Linked DNA regions of Mus musculus: region 1 is linked to region 2. Evidence: chromatin loops called from intact Hi-C (ENCODE). Cell type or tissue: left cerebral cortex. All regions are shown on one strand. Each heading gives the region's core, and the rest is flanking DNA. Links, peaks and the distances in the headings are about the cores only.

Evidence for each region. Peaks named below come from ENCODE experiments on the same cell type or tissue, not always from the same donor. Only the 100,000 strongest peaks of a DNase experiment are listed, where the experiment ranks them.
Region 1: it touches region 2 in a loop (15-fold over the local background); 6 of 42 quality-filtered maps call a loop at or near these places.

Annotation. Positions count from the first base shown.
Region 1 is chr6:7,116,217-7,125,192 of GRCm38, reverse strand. No RefSeq gene overlaps it. Among named protein-coding and RNA genes, the nearest start is that of Sdhaf3, 160 kb to the right of the region's middle. In left cerebral cortex, for the core only: a CTCF peak has its summit at 4,818 (motif pointing right); a DNase peak (open chromatin) is centred at 4,837.
Region 2 is chr6:6,998,172-7,007,147 of GRCm38, reverse strand. The region is part of intron 1 of Sdhaf3 (succinate dehydrogenase complex assembly factor 3); the gene reads right to left. Among named protein-coding and RNA genes, the nearest start is that of Sdhaf3, 47 kb to the right of the region's middle. In left cerebral cortex, for the core only: CTCF peaks have their summits at 2,937 (motif pointing left), 3,899 (motif pointing left) and 7,913 (motif pointing left); a DNase peak (open chromatin) is centred at 2,831.

The sequences.
Region 1 (8,976 bases), core at 707-8,706, 120 kb before region 2:
ACTTATAGACACTATTTGGGTAGACTGTGGTTGCCACTCAAGGCTTTGGAGGATGCTATGGGAACCTGCCCATGGTGAGATCTCACATGCCAGGCACCACCAGCTACTGATGGATCCTAGCCATGAAGAAGGTGTGTTCAACTGCAAGAGTTGCCCTTCTTTCCCTGTGTTCTTCTGGTATCCACACCTGACAAAGCTTTTTATCATTCAGCTGATGAAAGAATATCCAATTTCCACTACTAATTGAAGGTACTATAGAAACAGTCTTAGCAAGATTCTAAAAATTGGTTTATCTGCATTTAATTTTTTTAATTCCTGTTAAAATCACAACCTCTTATTTAAATGGTGTTAGTTGTGGAGTATAACGTTTCCCTTTCTTTCCACTTATATGTTCATGAAGAAGAATTTTTCTAGCCTCTCTCCACCACTTCATTCATCCTAGAAAGTGGGGTGAAGTAGCTATCTGGCTACATTGGAAGAATGAATGGAACCACCAGGCTCCTCATCCCTTGCTTATCTTTGTAGGTCATCTTGAAGTCACAACAAAAACATCTTTCATCACTCTCTAGTGAAAGTGTGTAGTGAGGCTTCTGGAGAGGCTGCCACTTCAGGGGACGTGTCAATGACTGCAAGAGGAAATGAAATAGATGTATCAAATCAGGGGCAGAGGGTAGAATTGAGGCCATCTTGAATTCAGCTTTCATTGGTAGCAAGATAAATAATTTCAACCTCTAATTATGTCTGTATGCACACTTCTCATGTAGGGAAAGACAGAAGTCTAATGTGTTGATCCAGATAAGAGCCCATTAGTAATCCAACCAATTCCTTCTGCTTGTTGTGAGACTGTCTAAATATCCCAGTCTGTTCTGAAACTCACTATGTAGACCAGACTGGCCTTGAACCCATAGAAATCATCCTGCCTCTGCCTCCCAAGATCTGGGATTAAATGTGTGCGCCACCCATGCTAGCCCCCCTCTGAATTCCCAGTATAAGCCTTCAACTGTCTTTTGAGCAGGCTTGAAACTATTAACGATAGTCTTAGCCCTCTGCCTCTAAACTATCCCTTGATCTAGTTGGTGTAGTATTTAAAGGGGCACTCTCACTGTTTGCCATCCTTCTCATGACCAGTTGTCTATTCCACTCCAGAGCAGACACACAAGCACATATATGTGTGTCCCTATCTAAAAAACCTAACGTTTGAGAAGAGCTGTCATCAGCCACAGTCATATAGTAAAGAGGTGTATTACCTTTAGGGGATTCTAACCTAAAGCAATGAGTAAACTATTAGGCATCAGACAGTAAATGGATCCTTCTGAGAACAACTGAAAGCAGCGCCTCCAACCACTACTAACCTGCCAACCTAGCTAGCCAGATTTGTTACGTGATATCATATCCCCTGCTCGAAGGGTTCCAAAGCAATTTTACATAAATTTGGCAACTGTTCCCTAACACAACCATGCTGGGCTGGCAGCAAAGAAAATGATGAACTATGCAGGATCTGTCCTTAAAACGTTATAGCCTGAAAGTCAAAATAAAACAAGCACGTAAAAAACATTATCATTCAAAGTGTGGCAAAAGTCGGAGAAAAGTTACACAAAGATGTGGGTTCACCAAAGGGGAAGCTCTATCTGCTTAGAGTGAGCAAGAAAGGCTTCCAGGCAGTTTCCATATAAGAAGGTTTTGTAGGATAGATAGAAGTTGGGCACATGGAAACAGCAGAGGCCCAAATAGGTAGAGGGCAGGGGAATAATAAAATGTCTGATTACACCTGTGCAAGCCGACTACAGGGCCCCTCTCTGCTGTGATTCCAGAGTACAAGGCAGCTTCGCACATTGGACACCGGACAGTTACTCAACACTGGCAAACAGTAAAGTTCCAAGATCTAGGGGTGTAACTCGGTAGTGGAGCCCTTGACCTGTTTCCTTTGATTCTGTATCTCCATCCCTTCTCTTTTGTCTCTCTTTCACTCTCTCCATACCCAGCCCTGCACATTTCTGCAGTAGAAATATTTGTGTGACCAGACTTGTTATTTGTGGGTGCACATGTCTGTTCTTTGTTTGGTCTTTTTATGCTGATCCTTATACCATATTCCATTTGTTCCTGTACACTGATCACCCCTCCAATAATTTCTTTTCTTCCTCCCTTTGTACATAAGTGCTGGGAGGAGGCAGTATTTATCTCGTGGTTCAATGCATGAAATTAAGACCAACATAAATATACCTTAAGAGATTCTAATGTTGTTCTATAGTAATTGCTCTCTTTCCTCATCTAAATGAACACTTTTCTCCCATAGAGGTTCTTTTCTTTATCTTCTGTGTCCACACTGCCTGCAAAACCCATCCTTGCCATTGCTAACTGTACGTGCATCTCATAACTTCTGACCACATCCTCCAGAGCTTACTAAACTGATTCACTGGTGATAGACAGTATGTCTTCCTTTCCTCTGCTATCATAAGCAGTGCTGTAAGAAATACGCATGCTTGTGCACCATGCACTGAGGCCTAGGGCTTTAGCAGTCTGGCAGTAAATGCCTATTCATTTTCACCGGTTCCTGGAAATACCCACCAGCCAGGCACAAAGAGTCCTCTCTCCTCAAAGCCTCACCAACACTCCATATTATCCTGTTATATATCTTGTCAATCTAGTGGATATTATACCACACACATTCACCTAACTAGCCACTGACTTTAAGAGAAAATGTAGACATAAAATAATAACCACACTGAGTGTTTGAGCCACACAAACTTTGAACAGATGATATGCTCTGGAAGCCATTACTATAAAGGAGCTTTTTCACTGGGGTCTCTAAGTGGCTGACAGAAGCTAACAGAAGCAAGGTGCTAATGAATACATTTAACCCATCTTTCTCTTGCTTGATGTATCTCCATTAGAATTCTTGCACTGTGATCTTTAAGTCTAAGTGGATTCCAGAAAACCTTGGAATATCATTTGGGGAGTGGGGATTGTCTTGGTTTCCCCCCCCTTTCTTTGTAATAAATTAGAGAAACTCATGAAATGTCCTTTGCAAACGTTGCATATTTTAAATAGTATCATGAATATATTTTACCACTCGAATTTTTTTATCAAATGTTTGCTTATATGTTTTGCCTATTTTTTTAATTTCTGAAATTGTTCCTTAATACATATAATGAATTTTGGTCATTTTAGCATCCCATTGCCTCTCACATTCCTCTCCTACTTCCCATGAAGCCTCTCTCCTTCCCAAGAGCCCCTCCTATCTCCAGGTCACTTTTGTAACCACTGGTTTATGTTAGCTTGATTACACAAGCAGAAGTGGAGGAGTATCTGCAGGAGCCTGGGCAACTAAGCCGTGCCCACCACAACACCATGCCCATCATGTATTGCATTTTGTCCCCCAACCCCCATGATTTAGTAGAATTTCGTGAACATCTGAGACTTTCATCTCTTGTCAGTTAGAGAAGTTGTGTCTTCTCCCAGTATGCTTCTCATTTCTCAGCAAGGGCTGTAGCAACCGTCTCTGTGTAAAAAGCCAAGTTTCCTCATATGGCTTTGAGTCTGGTGGGAGTGTTCATTATCCATAATTATATCATACCAATGGTCCTCTACATATTCTTTAAAACACTGTGCAACCTTACTTTTTATAATTAGGCTTCTTTTAATATACCTGGACCTTACTTGGGACCCAAGCACACCCTTTCCACAAAATTCTCTGGTTTTCTACCACAATTCTTATTTAAGACAAGGTACTATGACACTGGTAGCATGATATTAGGGTGACCCTTTTAGTACATGAACTACAAAACAGGCAGGCCCCACGACCAGCAGTACTTAGCTAACATGAAGAAACTCCATGGTTATGTGTATGTTCTTTTTGTTTTGGTATTTTTAGTCTAATTTATACTTTTTTCTGTTTTTCTGGTTTTTGGTTGTTTAGTTGGGTTTGTTTGTTTGTTTTCAGTTTGTCTATTTTGATATTGTTTTGGGGCTTTGCTGTTTTACCTGGGTGGTTGTTATTTAAGAAAGAGCAAAAACATGAACTTGATTGGGTAGGGAGGTAGAAAAGCTCTGGGAGGAAATACTATGATCAAGATATATGGTACAAAAGGGCTTTAAATAAGGCTGGTATGTGGCACACGCCTTTAATCCCAGGGCTCCAGAGGCAGAGGCAGAGGCAGGCAGATCTCTGTGAGTTCAAGGTCAGCCTGTTCTGCCAAGCGAGTTCCAGGACAGCCAGGAACTTTACACAGAGAAAGCTTGTCTAGAAAAATAAATTACACACACACACAAAAGTTTTTAAATAGAAATGGGAAGATTACATGCTCTCTCTCTCTTACACACACACACATACACACACACTCACACACACACACACACACTCACACACACACATACACACACACACTCACACACACTCACACACACACTCACACACACACACTCACACACACACACTCACACACACTCTCACACACACACATACACACACACACTCACACACACACACTCACACACACACAAACACTCACACACACACACACACACACACACACACTGCTCTTTTTATAAAGATTACTGATGACAGCTCACTGTTTCTCACTATTTTGTACTCTAATGTTAATTACAAACTTTTTTATAACAGTTATAAGTTGCTTTAATATTTGAAAAGGGCACATTCCTCACACTTCAATTTCAAAATGATAGACTTGGCATCTACCGCGCTCTATGATATAAACTCCACTCTCATCTTCCAGCCACATCTGTGTTCTCTTAGTCCTGTGGGGTTCTGACTCTACAAATCCAACACCCTTCTAAAAACTGCATTCAAGATAGACTCTGGCACTAGAGGGCGCTAAAGGACGACTGAAAGGAAGAGGACAAAGGTCACCCTGCCTGTTTGCTGTTCTTGTTAGCATGCCCACAGCTGGGCACAGTGGCACCAGATGACATCAATTTGCATTGTTTGCCACTCAGTAACAGCAGGCTCATTACACTTTTTCACACATTCCAGGGCCAACCTGGAGATCAACCATCACAGCTCTGGGGTACCTGTATTATCCAGGAAATAAATCCTCCTCCAAACTTGGAACCCATCTTTCCCCAAATTTTATGGTTCTCAGTGTGCTTCCCAACAGTTTAGGAATTACTTACATTTATATATTGATCTTTATAATTCTGGATTAAAATGTCACTCTGCTTACTTAAATTTCTGAGTAAATCCTCACTAATAGTGATCAGAATCTATATGAAATCGAAAAGAGAAATTTGGTGGTATTTTTATTGCAATTGCTTCAAAGATACCAATTGACTTGAAGATAACTCACTTCAGAACAATATTAACCTGACTGTCTCTTAGAATTCAGTAGGTGTTGCTGTTTGGCAACATTTTTGAGTTCTTCATTCCAGGGCCTTTTAAATACCTACCACTTGGAGCTCCTCCTCACCTGAGAAATGTTATACAATGCCAGGCTTACAAATAAAATAGATACACAAGTCAAACAAATTTGAATCAGTTCTGGGCTGGTGAGATGGATTGACATCTAAGTAACCCTAGCTAAACACAGTGGGTGAAATTTGGTTTGGATGAACCAAGAAATTTGTCTATTTCTTTTAGGCTTTCCAGTTTAAACAGGGTGAAGATATTTTAAGTATTCCCTTAGGAGACTGTGAATTTCTTTGGTATGTGTTGTGAGATTTCCCTGTTTGTTTCTAATTCTGTTAGTTTGAGATTCTCTCTCTCTCTCTCTCTCTCTCTCTCTCTCTCTCTCTCTCTCTCTCTCTCTTCTGCCTTCATTTTTATTATTTCTTGCCACCTCCTGACTTTAAGTCGGGCTTTCTTGTTCCAGATTGCTGAGTTACATCACTATGCCATTTGTTTATGTGCGTTGGCTTTGTAGTGTAGTGACTTAGAGCTGTACACATTCCTCTTAGCTCTGCTTTTGCTGTATCCCATGGAATGGCTTGTATTGTTTTTTCATTTTCCTTTATTTCCAGGGATTATTTTTTATTTCTTCCTTGATTTCACTTTGACTCATTCATAATTCAATAATGAATTATTTAATCTCCATGAATTTTTGTACTTACTAGAGATTTCTTTGCTGATGTTTTGTTTTATTGCTTAATGGTCATAAAGGATACAATTTCAATCTTTCTGTATATTTTGACATTTGCTTTAGGTCTAATATGTAGTCTATTTTAGAAAAGCTTCCATGGTCTGCTGAATAGAATGTACATTAATTGGTATTTGGATGGAATATTCTGAAGGAATCTGTAGGTCCATTTGATGTATAATGTCCTTTAATTCTGTTGTCTCTTTATTTTTCTTTGTCCAGATGATCTATAGATTGGAGAAAATTGAGTATTGAAATCACAAACTCCTATTGGGTTTTTTTTGTTTGTTTTTGTTTTATTTTTGTTTTTGTTTTTGTTTTTTTTTTTTTTTTTGGTTTTTCGAGACAGGGTTTCTCTGTATAGCCCTGGCTGTCCTGGAACTCACTTTGTAGACCAGGCTGGCTTCGAACTCAGAAATCCGCCTGCCTGCCTCTGCCTCCCGAGTGCTGGGATTAAAGGTGTGCGCCACCATGCCCGGCTTCCAGTACATTTTTTAATGACATTGAGAACACCACAGTTTAATTCGTATATGGTTAGAATTCTAATGTCTTCTGTTTTTATTTTACTGAGAAAGAGAGGTTTTATCATACAATATGGTCTGATTATGGTTCCTCTACTCCAGTTCTTCCCCCACCTACCCTGCCATCTGGAGCCACACCCTTTCTGTCCCTCATTAGAAAGCCAAGAAATATCAAATGAATAATAATAAAGTAAAATAATATAAAACAAAAACAAACAGCAGGAATAAGACAAAGCACACAATTAGAAAAAAAAGAGCCAAAGAAGTACAAGAAATGCATATAGACAGAGACATGCATCTATACATCCAGGAATACCATAAAACAAGATTAGAAGCCATAATATATATTCAAAGGGTCTATAATGTTTAAAAACAAACAAACAAACAAAACAATGCCCTAACTTAGCATTGTTATTATCAGGCAAAGAACCCCCAAAGATACCATAGAGTTCATCTTCTGCTGGCCATCTGTCTTAGTTAGCATTTTATTGCTGTGCAGACACACCATGACTAAGGCAACTCTTATTTTAAAAAAAAAAAAAAAACTTAATTGGGGCTGGCTTATATTTTCAGAAGTTCAGTCCATTATCATTGTGGCAGAAAGCATGGCAATGTATAGGGAGACATGGTGCTAGAGGAGCTAAAAGTTCTACATTTTGATCTGCAGGCAACAAAAGGGGATTGTCCTCCACAGGCAGCCAGGAGGAGGCTCTGATGACACAATGGGCAGAGCTTGAACATAGGAGAGCTCAAAGCCCACTACACAGTGACACTCTTTCTCCAACAAGGCCATGTCTCTTAATAGTGCCACTCCTTATGACCAAGCATTCAAATACATGTATCTATGGGGGGTCAAATCTATTCAAACCACCACAACATCTATTCCTAGATATGGGACCTAAGTTTAAAAGTAGTTTGTTTCCCCAGTGAGACTCCATTGGAGAAAACTAATTTTTCATTTGCAAGTAGTTATGAACCTGAGATAGTTTCTGGGTTAGGGATAGGGGCTTCTTTCAATTCTATGAGCATATTTGGTGCAAACCTGTGCAAGATTTATGTATGCTGCCTCAGAATCAAAAGCAGTTTGATGGCTAGGAATGTTGAACATTTAAGTGTTTTCTTTGTTTAGATCTGCACCCTAACTTTAAATTATTTCTGTCATTTATATCTAGTTTCTTGAGTTCTTTATATAATTTCCATATCAGCACTGTGACATATATGGGATTGGTGAAGATCTTTTCCCACTCTGTAGGCTGTCATTTTGTCCTATTGATGGCATCCTTTGCTTTGCAGAAGCTTTTTAGTTTCGTGAGATCACATGGAAGGAAGGAAGGAAGGAAGGAAGGAAGGAAGGAAGGAAGGAAGGAAGGAAGGAAGGAAGGAGAAGAGGAAGGAAAAGAAGAGAAGAGAAGAGAAAAGAAGAGAAGAGAAGAGAAGAGAAGAGAAGAGAAGAGAAGAGAAGAGAAGAGAAGAGAAGAGAAGAGAAGAGGAGACTTAAAGATCAGAGTATGGTCTACTGTTTATAAAATTCTATTTACTGCTACAAAGAATGTGAGGTTTTCAGCTTGTTGGGTGGAATTTTTTCTCAATATCAATTCTGTATAATCTAGTATGCATTTATCTCAGGTTTCCTTTTTGACAGCTTTGTCCAGTGATCCACTGTTGTTTTATCTGAATCCACTTCTGTTTCATGAAATCAACTTTTATGCGTATATATTTGTATTATATCTTCTTGATAGACTTGTTCTAAATTGCTGTGTAGTGACTGTGACCTTCTATACTCTTGACCAACTTTGGTTGGAGGTCTCCTGCTGAGAGGTTTGATGGTATTCTAAAGACCCTTCCTTTGAAAGACTTGGGCTTTCTCTATTAATGCTTTCAGTACCTTTTTTTTCCTTTTTTAAAAAATTAGGTATTTTCTTCATTTACATTTCCAGTGCTATCTCAAAAGTCCCCCATACCCTCCCCCACACACTCTCCTACCCACCCACTCCCACTTCTTGGCCCTGGCGTTCCCCTATACTGAGGCATATAAAGTTTGCATTACAATGGGCCTCTCTTTCCACTGATGATCAACTAGGCCATCTTCTGATACAAATGCAGCTAGAGGCATGAGCTCTGGGGGGTACTGCTTAGTTCATATTGTTGTTCCACCTATAGAGTTGCAGATCCCTTTAGCTCTTGGGTACTTTCTCTAGCTCCTCCATTGGGGGCCCTGTGATCCATCCAATAGCTGACTGTGAGCATCCACTTCTGTATTTGCTAGGCCCCAGCATTGTCTCACTAGAAACAGCTACATCAGGGTCCTTTCAGCAAAATCTTCCTAGTATATGCAATGGTGTCAGCGTTTGGAGGCTGATTATGAG
Region 2 (8,976 bases), core at 343-8,342:
TGCTGTGGACTGGTGTTCATGCTGATTGGTATGCAAATTCAGAACTCAACAAAAACGTGACAAGGTGATTATAACTCAGGCACTTTTAGCTATTGAAAACGGCTCCTCCCCTGAAATTTGGTTATCTATGCTCAAGAATTAGTCAGCATGAGATTAGATGAGAGAGACTCAACAATCATTGATCAGCCCTTGCTCATCAATAGGGTGATCATGATTTCCCCACTAATTCATTTTTTGGCTGGCCTCTTTTGCAGAGTTCGCCCTAGGTCATTTAGCTAGCAGTTATTGTCACACAGCACTGCAGTATCCAGAGACGGGCAACTTTCCTCGTGCACAGTCCAACCTAAGACATGGGGCCCGGTGGCGATAGGGTTACCCTATGACGGGTAAGGCTGTGACATTAGAGGAACGACCTAAAACAGGAGCCACGGCGGATGGGCATAATTGCACAGGCCTAGTCCAGCCTCATTTTATTAAAACAAACAGGGGGAGATGTGGGAAGCCACATGTGCCGTTGCTGAGTGGCACTGACTACTGCTGGCCACCACGCATAAGATTGGACAAACAACCAATGTGTACATATGCAGTAAAGTTTTTTGCAAAGACACTGCCTGGCCCAGGCATGATAATGAGGTTCTGTAAGGTACTGAGAGTATAACCAATCAGATGTGAGACATGCAAATGAGGTATGATAATGAGGTTCTGTAAGGTACTGAGAGTATAACCAATCAGATGTGAGACATGCAAATGAGGTATGATAATGAGGTTCTGTAAGGTACTGCGAGAGAGTAGCCAATCAGATGAGGAACATGCAAATGAGGCTTAGTGCATAACAGATCCGGGTGTGAGACACGCCCCTCCTAGGCCTATAAAAGCAGCACCAGTTCTGGGCTCGGGGTCTTTTCGCCTCTACAATCAAGCTCTCCCAATAAACGTGTGCAGAAGGATCCTGTTGCAACGTCGTTCTTCCTGGCCAGTCGAGCGCGCGCAAGACTTGACAAAACTCTGTAAGTGAGCACCCAGCCTCTGGAGTGGTATTAGGGGCACAGGGGTCTCCTGTTTAATGGGACCTGCTCACACTTATGCCAAAATGGAAAAGAAGGTACATGATTTGGAGCATCTGACTCTGTCAAAGCACTCATAATAATCTGAAACAAGGACAACTGATGGGACAAATGGTTTCACAAAACTTCCAAAGTAAGCTCATCCAACTGGAGACAAAAAGACAGTGCCTATAAAACATTTAGGTTTAAATGTTTAATGCACGGAAACACATCGAACACACCAAAGATGCTGATCTAAGAGCATCTTCTATTGAGCAGAATTCACCCTGAGATTCTCTGCCTGTCTCCGCACTCACATGGAGGTCAATTTTCCCAAAAACGTACCTTCAAAAAGGACTGCAGGCAATTCTAAGAAATTTTTAAAAACAAAACCATAAGTATATTCTTTAGGGAAACAAAGAAAAAGCTTTAGAGATACGAACAGCTAAAAGGCAGAGGTGTGGCCTATCACTAGTTATTTTATGTTCTTTTTTACAATGGTCATGTAAATGGAATTGTTTTTGCCATAAAGTACCCAGATATGTTTTCATAACTTGAAAACTTATCTTCACAGCAACATCCATTCTAAATAATTATATTACAGTTCTAACAATGAAGCCCAGTTTTCTAAGTCAATTAATTGGTATTTCAAACATATACGGAGACGGTGCCTTTGTACTTCTTTCATTCCCTACATGCACCACAGCCTGATATCAAATTATGCAAAAACATGACAGAAAGGGTAGAAGAGATGGCCGGAGGGTAGAGGGGACAGTTAGGAAAGCAGTTAGGGGCTGTGGTGATTTTAGTGAGAATGGCTCCCATAGGCTTGGTCACCAGATTAGGAGGTGTGACCTTGTTGGAGGAGGTAGATCACTGGGGCTGGGCTTTGAGGTTTCAAAAGCCCAGAGTCTCTCTATCTCCAGATCAGCATGGATCTTTCAGCTACTTCTCCAGAAGTATCCGCCTACATGCTGCCATGCTCCCACCATGATTAAACCTCTAGAACTTCAAGCAAGCCCCAATGACATGCTTTCTTGTATAAGTGTTGCAGTAGTTATGATGTTTCTTAAGAGCAATAACACTGGGTCAGACAGTGGGTGAATATGTTCAAAATACATAATATAAAATTTTCAAAAACTAAAAAATACAAATACTGCTTTAAAAAAGAAAAACATTTAAGCTCACTGAAAAATGTCAAAATGTTACAGACAGAAAGTAACCAGTGTCCTTTTAGTCATTACCATCTACTCTTCAAAAACAGAGGGAAAAGAAGAGTTTGACTTTTTTCAGCAGTTTTCTAAATGTCTAACTTGACATTTTAGGTCATCACATCACTCTTAGCCCCACACTCCAACCGTCTGTTCTGCCCATGGAAAAGCTGCATGCTCTTAAGAAGGTCACAGACAGTGTATTCTGTTCTAGAAACATGACGAACACTAACTCAAATACATTTTATACTTGGTGCATATGAACACTATGACTGGAAAGGCTGAAAGGTGTGCCAGGGACTGAGGGCTCTAAATGCTCTCCAGTCTCCAGCACGCATGCCAGACAGCTTACAACTTCCTGCACCTCAAGTTGCAAGAGATCTGACATCCTCTTCTGATACTCCAAAGGCACCTGTACATTCATACACAGAGACACATACACAAATAAATCTAAAACAAACAAAAACCCCTATCATGTCACAGTTTGCTTGTCTTGTATTTTGTTTAGTTAATTTCTTATTAAGAGTGTGTGTGTGTGTGTGTGTGTGTGTGTGTGTGTGTGTGTCTATGTATGTGTGTGTCTATGTGTGTGTGTGTCTGTGTGTTGGGCATGTGTAGGTCAAAGAACAGCTCTCAGAAACTGGTTCTCTCCTGCCCTCTTGTGGATCCAATATTAAATACAGTCTGACCACAGGCACCTTGGCCCACCGAGAAATTCTGCCAGCCTCCTTGGATTTTTTTGTTTGCTACTACCTATGGTCATCAGTACGTAGAATGGTACCTAACACATAATGGACATTTACATAAAATATACTGCATGAATTAATTTCCTCAGTTAAGAATAGGAAAATATAGAGAAGACTTTGAAAACAGTGAAAAAAAGGCAAAAAAAATAACTTAATACAAAAAATCTTAGTGAATCAATTATTAATTTTTTCATGTCACACATTAGTTTTTTAAATTTTTTATGAGATATTTTCTTCATTTACATTTCAAATGCTATTCCAAAACTCCCCTATGCCCTCCCCGACCCTGCTCCCCTACCCACTCACTCCCACTTCTTGGCCCTGGCATTCCCTTGTACTGGGGCATATAAATTTTGCTAGACCAAGGGGCCTCTCTTCCCAGTGATGGCTGACTAGACCATCTTCTGCTACATATGGAGCTAGAGACACGAGCTCTGGAGGTACTGGTTAGTTCATATTGTTTTTCCACCTATAGGGCTGCAGACCCCTTCAGCTCCTTGGGTGCTTTCTCTAGCTCACACATTAGTTTTTACACTGGAGCTAACATAACTCTTCTCAATTTCTCCTAAGAAAACACAATTACATAAATGCTATTCAGAAACATTCAATGACCCCTTCAAAATGGATTAAAACTTCATAGAAAGATGGGTAGGGGAGTGGGGGGTGGGGGGAGAGAGCATAGGGGACTTTCCGGATAGCATACCCAAAAATACCTAATAAAAAATTGGAAAAAAAGAAAAAAAAAGAAAAAAAACTTCATAGAAAACATAGGAAGAACAACTTTATTTTAAACTCAGTATGCACGTAAGATATGTAGGATGGCAACAACATACCTAACTTAAATAATTTATGAATGTTGATGCTTGGACTAAAAGTTTTCTGGCTGTAAAGTCTTTCTATACATAAGGATTTTCTGCCACCAAGTGGAAGGTTGTGAAATTACACAAAATTTTTAAAATTTTTTTTATTATTACGTATTTTCCTCAATTACATTTAGAATGCTATCCCAAAAGTCCCCCATACCCTCCCCGCCACTTCCCTACCCACCCATTCCCATTTTTTGGCCCTGGCATTCCCCTGTACTGGGGCATATAAAGTTTGCGTGTCCAATGGGCCTCTCTTTCCAGTGATGGCCGACTAGGCCATCTTTTGATACATATGCAGCTAGAGTCAAGAGCTCCCGGGTACTGATTAGTTCATAATGTTGTTGCACCTACAGGGTTGCAGATCTCTTTAGCTCCTTGGATACTTTCTCTAGCTCCTCCATTGGGGGCGCTGTGCTCCATCCAATAGCTGACTGTGAGCATCTACTTATGTGTTTGCTAGGCCCCTGCCTAGTCTCACAAGAGACAGCTATATCAGGGTCCTTTCAGCAAAATCTTTCTAGTGTATGCAATGGTGTCATCGCTTGGAGGCTAATTATGGGATGGATCCCTGGATATGGCAGTCTCTAGATGGTCCATCCTTTGGTCTCAGCTCCGAACTTTGCCTCTGTAACTCCTTCCATGGGTGATTGTTTCCAATTCTAAGAAGGGGCAAAGTGTCCACACTTTGGTCTTCGTTCTTCTTCAGTTTCATGTGTTTTGCAAATTGTATCTTATATCTCGGGTATACTAAGTTTCTGGGCTAATATCCACTTATCAGTGAGTACATATCATTTGAGTTCTTTTGTGATTGTGTTACCTCACTCATATGCCTAGGGCAATTAGGTTAGCCTCAGGTTCAAATACAAATAACGAAATCCACTTGTAAACCACTTCAAAGCAAATGTTAAATTCTGTGTAACATGTGGGCATGCTCCTTCTCTCTTCTTCCTGAAGAAAATGGCACTCACTGCAGCCTAAGGAAACCACATGGCTAGCACTCAGTTTCAGGTTTCTTCCACATTACTCTTAAAACATTCTTAGCCAGGCGTGGTGGCACACGCCTTTAATCCCAGCACTCGGGAGGTAGAGGCAGGTGGATTTCTGAGTTCAAGGCCAGCCTCGTCTACAGAGTGAGTTCCAGGATAGCCCTGAGGGGGGAAAAAAATTCTTTGCTTTGTTTTTGTTTTGTTTTGTTTTTTGAGACAGGGTTTCTCTGTAGCTCTGGCTGTCCTGGAACTCACTTTGTAGACCAGGCTGGCCTCTAACTCAGAAATCCACCTGCCTCTGCCTCGTGAGTGCTGGGATTAAAGGCGTATGCCATATCTCTCCCTGCATCAGGCACTTAAAATACTACATGAAACAAATGAAAAGGATATTATACTATTCAAACTTGTTCTGAATACTTGGAAACCTCAGATCTCTGGTAGCAGGTCTTTTTTTAATTAGGTTTATTTTATTTTAGGTGTATGAGTGTGTGTGTGTGAGTGTGTGTGTGTGTGTGTGTGTGTGTGTGTGTGTGTGTGTGTGCACTGTCTGTATTTCTGGTTTCCTCAAAGAATCAGAAGCAACATTATATTCCTTAGAACTTAGTTACCTGGGTGCTGAGAATCAAACCTGGATCCTCTGGAAGAGCTACCAATGTTCTTAACCACTAAGCCATCTCTCCAGTCCCTGGGGTACCAGTTTCTATAAAGACCAAACATGTATCGGTTGCCACATAGCAAGACAACAACACTGACCAAACCAGGAATTGAAGTGTCCTGCATTCTCATATCATGAAGTACCATTTAAGAAGATAAGCCTTATCTTGCTGAAGCAATCTACAGATTCAGTGCAATCTCCACCAAAATTCCAATTCAATTTTTCACAGAGTTAGAAAGGGCAATTTGAAAATTCATCTGGAATAACAAAAAACCTAGGATAGCAAAAACTCTTCTCAAGGATAAAAGAACCTCTGGTGGATTCACCATGCCTGACCTCAAGCTGTACTACAGAGCAATTGTGATTAAAAACTGTATGGTACTGGTACAGTGACAGACAGGTAGATCGATGGAATAGAATTGAAGACCCAGAAATGAACCCACACACCTATGGTCATTTGATCTTTGACAAAGAAGCTAAAACCATCCCGTGGAAAAAAGACAGCATTTTTAACAAATGGTGCTGCCTCAACAGTTGATTAGCATGTTGAAGAATGCAAATTGATCCATTCTTATCTCCTTGTACAAAGTTCAAGTCTAAGTGGATCAAGGAACTCCACAAAAGACCAGAGACACTGAATCTTATAGAGGAGTAAGTGGGGAAAAGCCTCAAAGATATGGGCACAGGGGGAAAAATTCCTAAACAGAACACCAATGGCTTGTGCTGTAAGATCAAGAATTAACAAATGGGACCTCATAAAATTGCAAAGCTTCTGTAAGGCAAAGGACACTGTCAATAACACAAAAAGGCCACCAACAGATTGGGAAAATATCTTTACCAATCCTAAATCCAATAGAGGGTTAAAATTCAATATATACAAAGAACTCAAGAAGTTTGACTCCAGAAAACCAAATAACCCTATAAAAAAAGTGGGGTACAGAGCTAAACAAAGAATTCTCAACTGAGGAATAGCACATGGCTGAGAAGCACCTAAAAAAATGTTCAACATTATTAATCATCAAGGAAATGCAAATCAAAACAACCCTGAGATTCCACCTCACACTAGTCAGAATGGCTAAGATCAAATATTCAGGTGACAGCAGATGCTGGTGAGGATGTGGAGAAAGAGGAACTCTCCTCCATTGTTGGTGGGATTGCAAGCTTGTACAACCACTCTGGAAATCAGTTTGGCAGTTCCTCAGAAAGTAGGACATAGTACTACTTGAGGACTCAGCTATACCACTCCTGGGCCTATACCCAGAAGATGCTCCAATATGTAATAAGGACACATGCTCTACTATATTCACAGCAGCCTTATTTATAATGGCCAGAAGCTGTAAAGAACCCTGATATCCTTCAACAGAGGAATGGATACAGAAAATGTTGTACATTTACTCAATGGAGTACTACTCAGCTATTAAAAATGATGACGATATTAACAATGAATTCATAAAATTCTTAGGCAAATGGAGAGATCTGGAAGGATATCATTCTAAGTGAGATAACCCAATCACAAAAGAACACACATGGTATGCACTCACTGATAAGTGGATATTAGCCCAGAAGCTCGGAGTACCCAAGACACAATTTGCAAAACACATGAAACTCAAGAAGAAGTGTGGATACTTCAATCCTTCTTAGAGGGGGAACAAAATACCCATGGAAGGAGATACATAGACAAAGTTGGAGCAGAGACTGAAGGAATGACTGAAGAGACAGTCCCACCTTGGGATCCATCCCATAAACAACCACCAAACCCAGACACTATTGTGGAGGCCAACATGAGCTTCCTGACAGGAGCCTGATATAGCTGTCTCCTGAGAGGCTCTGCCAGTGCCTGACAAATACAGAAGTGGATGCTCACAGCCATCCATTGGACAGAGCACAGAGTTCCCAATGAAGGAGCTAGAGAAAGTATCCAAGGAGCTGAAGGGTTTTGCAGCCCCATAGGAGGAACAACAATATGAAGTAACCAGTACCCCCAGAGCTCCCTGGGACTAAACCACCAATCAAAAAAACATACTGTGGGACTCGTGGCTCTAGCTGTATATGTAGCAGAGGATGGGCTAGTTGGTGATCAACGGGAGGAGAGGCCCTTGGTCCTGTGAAGGTTCTATGCCTCAGTATAGGGAAATGCCAGGGCCAGGAAGCAGGAGTGGGTGGGTTGGTGAGCAGTAGGAAGGGAGAAGGGATAGGGGATTTTTGGAGGGGGAAACTAGGAAAGGGGATAACATTTGAAATGTAAATAAAGAAAATATCAAAAAAAGAAAAAGAAAAGAAAGAAGGGAAAAGAAAAATGCTGGGGTTAAAAACATGCACTCATTTTAAAGGACTAGGTGTTGGTTCCCAGTATTCACAGAGCAACTTACAACCACTTAGGTGACTTAGCACCAGTACCAGGGTGTCTTCTGCCCTCTAGCGGCCACTATAGGAACAATATGCATATGGTGCATATGCAGACAGACACACACACACATAAACATAAAAACAAATTTATAAAAATAAATCTGAAATTTTGTCATATAAAGTAAATTGTGATTAACTTTCTAGGCCGCCAGTTTTTATTCAGCATAGTCACCGTCCAAGTTGTTGCTTGGGTGTATTTTCATTATTTAATAGCATCCCATGGAATGAACTAGTTTGTTTAAACATCTACCTTTGAAGGTCATGTCAGTTAATGTCTAATTTCTAAATATAACAAATAAATATATAAACATTTGTGTACAATTTTCTGTGTTAACACAAGTGTTCAAGGTAAACACAAAATAAAGATTACAATTGCTAAAATGTAGTTATTTCATGCTTAGTTTTGTATTAATAATCTGTATACTGCTTTGCATTTGATATTATCGTACATTATACTCTGTCAGTTCTGTTAAATGTGTTCTGATAATTTCATTGTGGTTTTAATTTGTGTCTCTTTCGTACAAATTCCATCCACCTCTTTATACTCTATTTGTTTCAAAGTTTGTTTAAACTAGTCTGAAACCTGTACTTTTCCATATAATTTGTCAGAATAAGTTTATCTTGTAGGAATTTTATTAAACTTAAGATCCAATTGTGGAGAATTGTCCTCTTCCAATCCCTAAACATGAAATTCTTTTGTGTTTATTAAAAAAAATAAGTTAAGCCTTGATGGGGCTCTCAATTTTTATAAACACTACAGTAAGTCCACTTGTTTAGTTAGCTTTTGTGCAACTTGGACATCAGTATAGTCACTGACTTTTCTCCTAAGGCAGTGATTAACTTGTGGCCAAGACCCCTTGAGGGTTAAACAACCCTTTCACTGGGATTGCACATGTCCTGCATATCAGATATTTATATTAAGATCCATAACTGTGCCATAATTTACAGTTATAAAAATAATTTTATGGTTGGGGTCACCACAACATGAGGAACTGCATTAAAGTGTCGCAGCATCAGGAAGGATGAGGCCCTAGGGAAGAATGGTTTGCTGAGTGTGTGCTAT